Regions from separate parts of the Homo sapiens genome. Here all the other regions are linked to region 1. A link is an interaction called in ENCODE POLR2A ChIA-PET data of the cell type or tissue named here. Cell type or tissue: HepG2. All regions are shown on one strand.

Evidence for each region. ChIA-PET counts read pairs that join two places held together with the same protein. Peaks named below come from ENCODE experiments on the same cell type or tissue, not always from the same donor. Only the 100,000 strongest peaks of a DNase experiment are listed, where the experiment ranks them.
Region 2: POLR2A ChIA-PET joins it to region 1 with 18 read pairs; 9 of 35 experiments call an interaction of 5 or more read pairs at or near these places.
Region 3: POLR2A ChIA-PET joins it to region 1 with 11 read pairs; 2 of 35 experiments call an interaction of 5 or more read pairs at or near these places.

The regions. Positions count from the first base shown.
Region 1 is chr22:32,530,779-32,533,278 of GRCh38, forward strand. The region is part of intron 10 of SYN3 (synapsin III); the gene reads right to left. LOC124905103 (a long non-coding RNA gene) reads left to right here and starts at 1,073. Exons shown (of 3, transcript XR_007068067.1): 1 at 1,073-2,110. RefSeq lists enhancers at 913-1,550, 1,551-2,188. In HepG2, a CTCF peak has its summit at 1,325; DNase peaks (open chromatin) are centred at 1,363 and 1,903; H3K4me3 peaks cover 1,569 bases.
Region 2 is chr22:32,627,838-32,630,337 of GRCh38, forward strand. All of the region lies in intron 6 of SYN3 (synapsin III), which reads right to left. It overlaps LOC107985545 (a long non-coding RNA gene), which reads left to right. Exons shown (of 3, transcript XR_001755504.2): 3 at 509-2,082. Among named protein-coding and RNA genes, the nearest start is that of SYN3-AS1, 54 kb to the left of the region's middle. In HepG2, a CTCF peak has its summit at 402; a DNase peak (open chromatin) is centred at 1,454.
Region 3 is chr22:32,719,822-32,722,321 of GRCh38, forward strand. All of the region lies in intron 6 of SYN3 (synapsin III), which reads right to left. Among named protein-coding and RNA genes, the nearest start is that of TIMP3, 81 kb to the right of the region's middle. In HepG2, no CTCF peak of the experiment used is centred here; a DNase peak (open chromatin) is centred at 1,310; H3K4me3 peaks cover 402 bases.

The DNA of each region.
Region 1 (2,500 bases):
CGGATCACGAGGTCAGGAGATTGAGACCATCCTGGCCAACACGGTGAAACCCCGTCTCTACTAAAAATACAAAAAAAATTAGCCGGGCGTGGTGGCAGGTGCCTGTAATCCCAGCTACTCGGGAGGCTGAGGCAGGAGAATCGCTTGAACCTGGGAGTGTCGGAGGTTGCAGTGAGCCAAGTTGCTCTATTTGTAAGAAGAGCAGAAGGGGAAACTAGGATCCCTCAGGCTCCTCCCCATAGAAGCACTTTGAGAATAGCCCAGCTCCCTGTGGAACGCGTTTCCCTCCCGCCTGGGTTTTGCCAGGGCCCCGGAAAACAGGCCTTTCCTCTTCCCTCTTTCCCCTGGCGACAGAATGAGACCCCGTCTCAAAAAAAAAAAAAAAAAAAAAAAAAAAAAAGAATGTGAGTACTGCTTCTAGCAGGGTCCTGAGCTCTGCGCAGGTCGTACCTGGGACTGAGGCCTCCTGGATCCCAGCGCCCCAGACAGGGACAGTCTCTCAGTCACCACTGGCTGAGCTCTGACTGTGGAGTCTGCCGCGAAGGTACACAGGCTTGCTGCACCCTGCCTGTCCTCTCTCCCCCTGCCCCTGCCAACCCCATTTTATTCTGGTCTCTGTTTCCTACATTCCCTGCAGTGGAAAACAGCCACCGCAAGGAACCTGAGGTTCATTTTGGAATCCCCACGGTAGAGACAGCCAAAGGAAGTGGCCACCCTCGTCTCCCCAGGGAAACATTTTTCCAGTGAGCAATGTCATTCCCCGGACAAGGTCAGAGAGGACAAGTTCAAGGGTCTTTTCCCCTGAGTATTTCACTGTGAGCCTCTTCACAAAACATTTCACACACATTTTCAGTTCTCACCACAGAGATGGCTGAAGAAACCAGTGTTTTGGGATCTCTTCTGCCTTTTTTTTTTTCCCTTACTGGGGGAAAATACCTTTTATATTTCTGGTAACAAGCTTCCCATCTCCCCTGACCCCACTCCAAACTCAAAAGCAAAGGAAACAACTCTGCAATGTTTCTGCGAGGAAAAAAAAAATCTGAAAAGCTATCTTTCATTTTTCCCCTGGAACATTCTTGGGAGACGTTGTTTTCTTATTTTTTGAAGTCCGAGCCCACTACTTTTACTTTTTTTTTTTTTTTTTTAATGTGAAAGGTCTTTCATCCCCAACCCTCTGAATGGCTAAAGGCAGGAAGCCTGAGCCCATGAACACAGATTTTTTTTTTTTTCCCTAAGACTGAAAGCTGAGACCCGGAGAGGTAGGGGCTCACAGGGGACAGAGAGACTGCTGGTGCAAGGGAGGAGCTGGCCTTTGGGGGTCAGGGCAGTCCGGGAGCTCTAGGAGACAGGGCCCCTGCTCTTGTGTTTGCAGTTGTACTGTGTCCACCTGGCTTGGGGGCTGGCTCCTGGAGCAGCGGCTCAGTGAATAAACAAATGAGTGCGTGTGTGCCAAATCTGGGTTCATGTCTGGTGGTCCCCGTGAGGGGATGCAGAGGCAGGAGGACCTGGTGGGGTCTCAGGAGCTGCCGTGCTGGGGGTTCCTGCCCCACCTCTGGGCTGAAGCTCCCAGAAGGCGAGGGACCGGCTCCTCCAGGGAGCAACTGTACAGGTCAAGGAGTCTGTTCCCAGCCCCTTCCATGGCTCCTCCAAGTAGGGGCTACTTGGGGAACTTCAGGTGTGGTGGCGGCCAGAGGGAAGGCGTTTCCGGGCCTTGAGAGGAGAGCTGTTCTCCAGAGTGGGACTAGGTCTGCTAATGCAGATGCAGCTCTTCCTGCAGGAGCTTCCTGGCCTCTCTGGGGAGGAGAGAGGGGCTGTGTTCATCCTGGACTCCCTCCTCCTACCTCCAAGGCCTGGGTGTGAACACCCTCCTGGCATGACTGGGCTCCCACCCACTGAGTCACCTGGTCCTGCTTGGCCGTGGGCCCCTGGGGAGCGAGGCAGACATGAGAGACGGGAGGACCGGCTGGCTCCTGTGGTCACCCCAGCCATGTGCTTCCCATTAGCCGCCCACACCCCGGGGAGGGGACGGCCGCAGGGCTCTCCCTCACGTGTCCTGGCCTTGTGTCAGCACCGCCCATGGAAGGAGGGGGCTGGACGCGGCACTGGAGCTGTGAGTGTGGAGATGGGAAGTTATGGCGGACTCTGAGGCCAGAGGGGCCTTTTCAGGGGAAAGCAGTGGAGAGCCATGGGACATGGAGTGGGGGGGCAGGGAAGAAGAGTTGGGGAGGGGACGGGAGGGCTGTGGGACCGTGAGAGACACTGGGAAGACATGGAGGAGAGGTGGGGGTTAGTGGGATACGGGGAAACAGAGAGAGGAAGCGGCGGGGATGGGAGGACTATAGGATTGGGAGAGGCATGGGCTGCTGGAGGGTCTTGAGAGAGATTCCGGGACCCACAGCCCCTCTGTGAGCCCTCTGTTACCATTCTGTTTCCCTACATCTTTCCCTCTATTCATGCCCCTGTACCATTCCATCCCCCTTCCAAATCCTCAATGCTCTGC
Region 2 (2,500 bases), 97 kb after region 1:
TTTTGTTTTGAGACAGAGTCTCACTCTGTCGCCCAGGCTGGAGTGCAGTGGCACCATCTCGGCTCACTGCAAGCTCCGCCTCCCGGGTTCAAGTGATTCTCCGGCCTCAGCCTCCCGAGTAGCTGGGACTACAGGCACATGCCACCACGCCCAGCTAATTTTTTGTATTTTTAGTAGAGACGGGGTTTCACCGTGTTAGCTAGGATGGTCTCGATCTCCTGACCTCGTGATCCGCCCGCCAAATCCCAAAGTGTGGGGATTACAGGTGTGAGCCACCGCACCCGGCCAGAGGAATGTTTTTACCAGGGGTCCAGGGAGCCTGCACACCCTCAGCCCTGCTCTCGGCTACCAGAAGAGTGTGGGCAGGCAAGATACAGTTCCAAAAGGCTCCACAGAGAGGGGCCAATGAGTCCTTTTGCTTTTCCCCTTGCTCTTGATGTTAGTGTTTCTAGAAGCTTCCATGTAGTGCCCTCATTTAATTTACAAGTTTGAATTCTTCTTTCACAAGGTATATTGAAGACCATTACTGGAAGTGAGGGGAGATGAGGAGGAAGAGGCCCTGGAAGGACATCTGGGACTGGTGGGAACAGCAGCTGGATTACCTGCTCCTGCCTGGGGATTTCTCTACATTCCCAAGCTGGTGCTGACAAAGTGCAGCCCCAAAGAGGCTGGGCCAGAGAGATTGGAAGAAGAGCTCTCAGGGGACTCCCACAATTCCTCTGACAATAAAATGAGACAGAGAGGTTAAAAGTCATTTAAATTTGGCCGGGCGTGGTGGCTCATGCCTATAATCCCAGCTACTCCGGAGGCTGAGGCAGGAGAACTGCTTGAACCTAGGAGGCAGAGGTTGCAGTGAGCTGAGATCATGCCATCGCACTCCAGCCTGGGGCACAAGAGCGAGACTTCGTCTAAAAAAAAAAAAAACCTCACTCAAATCTTTAGTTACAAGCTGGAAGATGCCGGGCTGTTCCCCCTGTAAGCTGTGCTGGCCGCTGGTCATGCTTCCTGTGGTGTGCTTTCAATTTCCCTCGTTGTAACTGAAAAGTGGGGGCCTTTTCTCTGAAGGAAGAGGCTGTGGTCTCCCAGGTGCCCTGTTGGGCTCTTTAGGGAGGGACTTAGACCCAGGAGGGCTCCTAGACCTGGGCAGGTAGAATTGCTCCGCCTGATAGAAAGAGAACCTGGAGCTCTCCAGGCAAGCTGGGCAGGTTTATGAGCTCGGAGCCTGAGAGGTGAAAGGTGAAGCTCCTCCCCTTCTGCTCTGACCCTGTCGTGTGTGCTCCCCAAATATTTGGTGAAATCCATCCCACTCAGAAATCGCTTTGGATTTGAGCGTGGGATCTGGGTCAGTGATAGCAACAGAGCAGCCCTCGAGGTAGGAACAGAGGCTTCCCCATCCTCTAGGAATTTGCATAAATATACTAGGAGATTGTGAAATGAATGAAAGTCCAAGAAAATCACATCTAGATCTGTGAGGCAAGGAGAGAGGCCCAGATGCCATCTGGGTAACATATGGGAAAGTGTTTGCAAACTTTAACCACTACGTAATGCAAAGAATCATTTGCTATCCTTGTTATATACAAAAATCTTCATCAAAATGTTTGCATTGAGCAGTTGAACCTAATGATGAAAGAGGCTTGCAAGAGCAGGCTGGCCGGGTCAGCCCTGGGACAGCCAGCCCAGGCTTTCTCAGGCAGGCGGCACGGTGTGGACGAGAGGTTGGTGGGCAGGGATTGGCTTCCTGGGTCCAAACACCTCCTTTTTCTCTTACTATCTTTCTTGTCTTTCACAGGTTTATTTAAACGCTTTATAAACTTTTTTCTTTGTATTTTGCCAGAGCCATCCCCTGGGAGCCTCTTTGCAATCTTCCTTCTCGTCCAGCTCCCAGTATAAGTCACCTCCTTCAAAGCTCTTTGAATCCTGATGGTGCCCTTGACTGGGAGAGGCCACATAGTGGGGTGGTTAAGAGCATGTACCCTGGAGGGGAACAGAGCTGGATGATCAGGGCCAGGACTAGGGTAAGGAGGGTGAGACCTGAAAATTAAATAAAAATGAAAATGAAATGAGATGAAAATTAAATAAAAATCTGAGAAGGTGCCTGCAAACTCATAAATCAAAATAAATATTTTAATGTTATTTTATATAGGTATGTATTTTTTTTTTTTTTTGAGACGGAGTCTCGCTCTGTTGCCAGGCTAGAGTACGGTGGCGCGATCTCGGCTCACTGCAACCTCGGCCTCCTGGGTTCAAGCAATTCTCCTGCCTCAGCCTCCCAAGTAGCTGGGACTACCGGCGCCCACCACCATGCCCAGCTAATTTTTGTATTTTTAGTAGAGACGGGGTTTCACCATGTTGGCCAAGATGATCTCCATCTCTTGACCTCATGATCTGCCCCCCTCGGCCTCCCAGAGTGCTGGGATTACAGGCCTAAGCCACCACACCCGGCCGTATGTATGTATTTTTAGAGATGGGGTCTTGCCATGTTACCCAGGTTGGGTTAAAG
Region 3 (2,500 bases), 190 kb after region 1:
ACAGAGCAAGACTGTCTCAGAAAAAAACAAAAAAAGAGAGAGAGAGAAGAAAAGAAATATTTATTGAATGAGGGAAATAGTCTTTCTAACACCCTGGAGGGGAAGGGGGGACAAGGGGACAGCTGGCTACCCAATTTGGGCACTTTGAGTCTGCTGACAATTGGATCCCAGGAAGCAGGTAGATACCCAGAGCAGAGAGGAGAAGCTACAAACTTTGAAGAATAGCCTAGTAACTTAGCACACACTCTGGAATCTAGTCTTTTCAGTTTAAGCCCTGGTTTCAGCTATTTAAGGGCAATGGTAGTACCGGCCCCATGTGCTTTTTGTGAGGATACACTAAGATCTACAGCACAGAGCATGGGATATTGTACCCACTCTACTATTGGTTACCTTTTATTGTATTGTTTGAGTGTGAGTCCAACCTGGGTTTGTCTTCTGGTTTGGTCACAGATTGCTCTGTTGCGTCTAAGGCCTTTGGGCTCCAACCCCAACCTCAAACACCTACCCAGGGCTAGCAGTTTATGTGTCTCTTCTCATTTGACCCTCATTACATGCCATGAGGTTGATGTTATTGGTGCTGGTTACGGTGGAGGAAACAGATGCTCAGAAATGCCCAAGTGACTTGCCCATGTGAGAAGTATCAAAATTTTAAGGTAAGTCCTTTTTGCTATCCAAGGCCCATTGCCTCAGCCTGCCTTGCCCCGAATCACACTTGGCTGAACCAAGGCTAGAACCTAGGTCCTCAGGACCTCCAAATAGTGTTATTTTCACTGCCCAGTGAATAGCAGTGTTGGGATTCTCACTGATCACCACCACTGTGCTAACTGGCTGGAGGAAACTGAGGACCAGAGTCCATAAACCCGGCCTTGTGGCCTCAAAGCCCGTGGCCTTCCCACCCCACAGGTGGCACTTTGGCAGCTCTCAGTACAAGGAAACTGTTGTTATTATTATTAGGCATTGCCTGACTTGGCGCCCAGGCCTAAAAAGAACTCAGCATGATTGGAAGACCCAGAGCTCAGAAGCCCTCTCCCAAGGGCTCCTCTTAACTGCCAGTGGGGACATTGCTCTTGCCTCTACCCCCACCTCTCTGCAACTCCTTCCCCTGCCGTTGAAATAGCTCTGTGGCCCCAGAGAAAGGGGAGGAAACAGTCCCTTAGTACACACGTTCACATCCAGGTTCTTGGGGGCTTTCCTTTGCCTCCTGGGCTCTCAGAGCTGCAGCTGGAGCCAGACAATCTGTTTCTCATTAGCTGTACTTTTGCTGTGAAATGAAGTGCTCTTTGAACCTGTGGGAGCAGGAAACCCATTTACACCCTTGAGAAGACAGGGACGTCAGCTTTGCCAGCACATTCCTTCGGCTCCTTTTATCTCCTGGGTGGAGCTCCCGGTGGTGGGCAGGCAGCTGCTGCTGCCACCTCCCCTGGTGCAGCCATGGGTAAAGGTGGTCCATGGGGTGGGCACAGAGGAAAGAGGGGATCATGCCTCTCTCTCACTTGGGGTAAAAGAAGCACATTCTGACTGGAGTTATTTGCCCCCTTTCCCTGCCTCCATCTTGCTCCTGATAACTCCTCTGTCCCAGGTGTCTTCAATAAAACCCCCAGAAATCATCCATCCATCCATCCATCCATCCATCCCAAGGGCAACTTGTGGATCCAGAGATCCAGAAAATGTGAGAACAAAGAGAATCCTTTGATACAACCCATTTCATTCTCCTTTATTTTATCAATGGGCAAATTGAAGCCCAGAGAGTTAACTTGTTCCAGGACATAGCACACTTTTGAATTCATTTTACAACTATTTATTGAGTGCTTTTTATGTGCCAGATTCCCCCCAGCTCCCACTGGTGGTACAGTGTAAATATAGCTGTGAAAACATGCACTTTTCTCAGCCTTCATTATCATTCTAGTGAAGGGGGCAGATGGTAAACAACTGAACAATTAAGTAAACATGACAATGTCAGATGATAAATCGTCTGAGAAAACAACAGAAGTGTTGAGAAGAGTGAGTGGGAGCAGGGAATGCTTTAGATGGGGTGGTCAGGGAAGGCTTTCTGAGAAGGGGACATTTGAACTGGAACCTGACTGATGACAAAATGCTGGCTCCAGGAACATCTGAGGGTAAAGCCTTGCAGGCAGGGAAGTGGCTGGTGCTACACAGTCCTGTGGTAGGAAGGAGCTTGTTTAACTTGCTTAAGAAGCAGAGAGACCAGCATGGCAGGAGCAAATGAGCGAGAGGAAGAGCGGTGGAAGATGAGGCCAGACGGTTCAATGCATCTCGAAGGGTCTGGAGACCATGTAAAGAGCTTAGTCTTTGTCCATTTGGAAGCCATAGAGGGTTTTAAGCAGGGAGTTGATGAAGTATTTTCCCAAGCAGATGCCTTTGGTTGTGTCAAGGGGAGGCAGGGGACAACGTACCCACAGGGTGGTGAGTTGGGGTTGCCTAAGTAGACTAAATAAACAACGATGGTGGCTACCAGCACCTCTCCCTTGACCCTTGATGG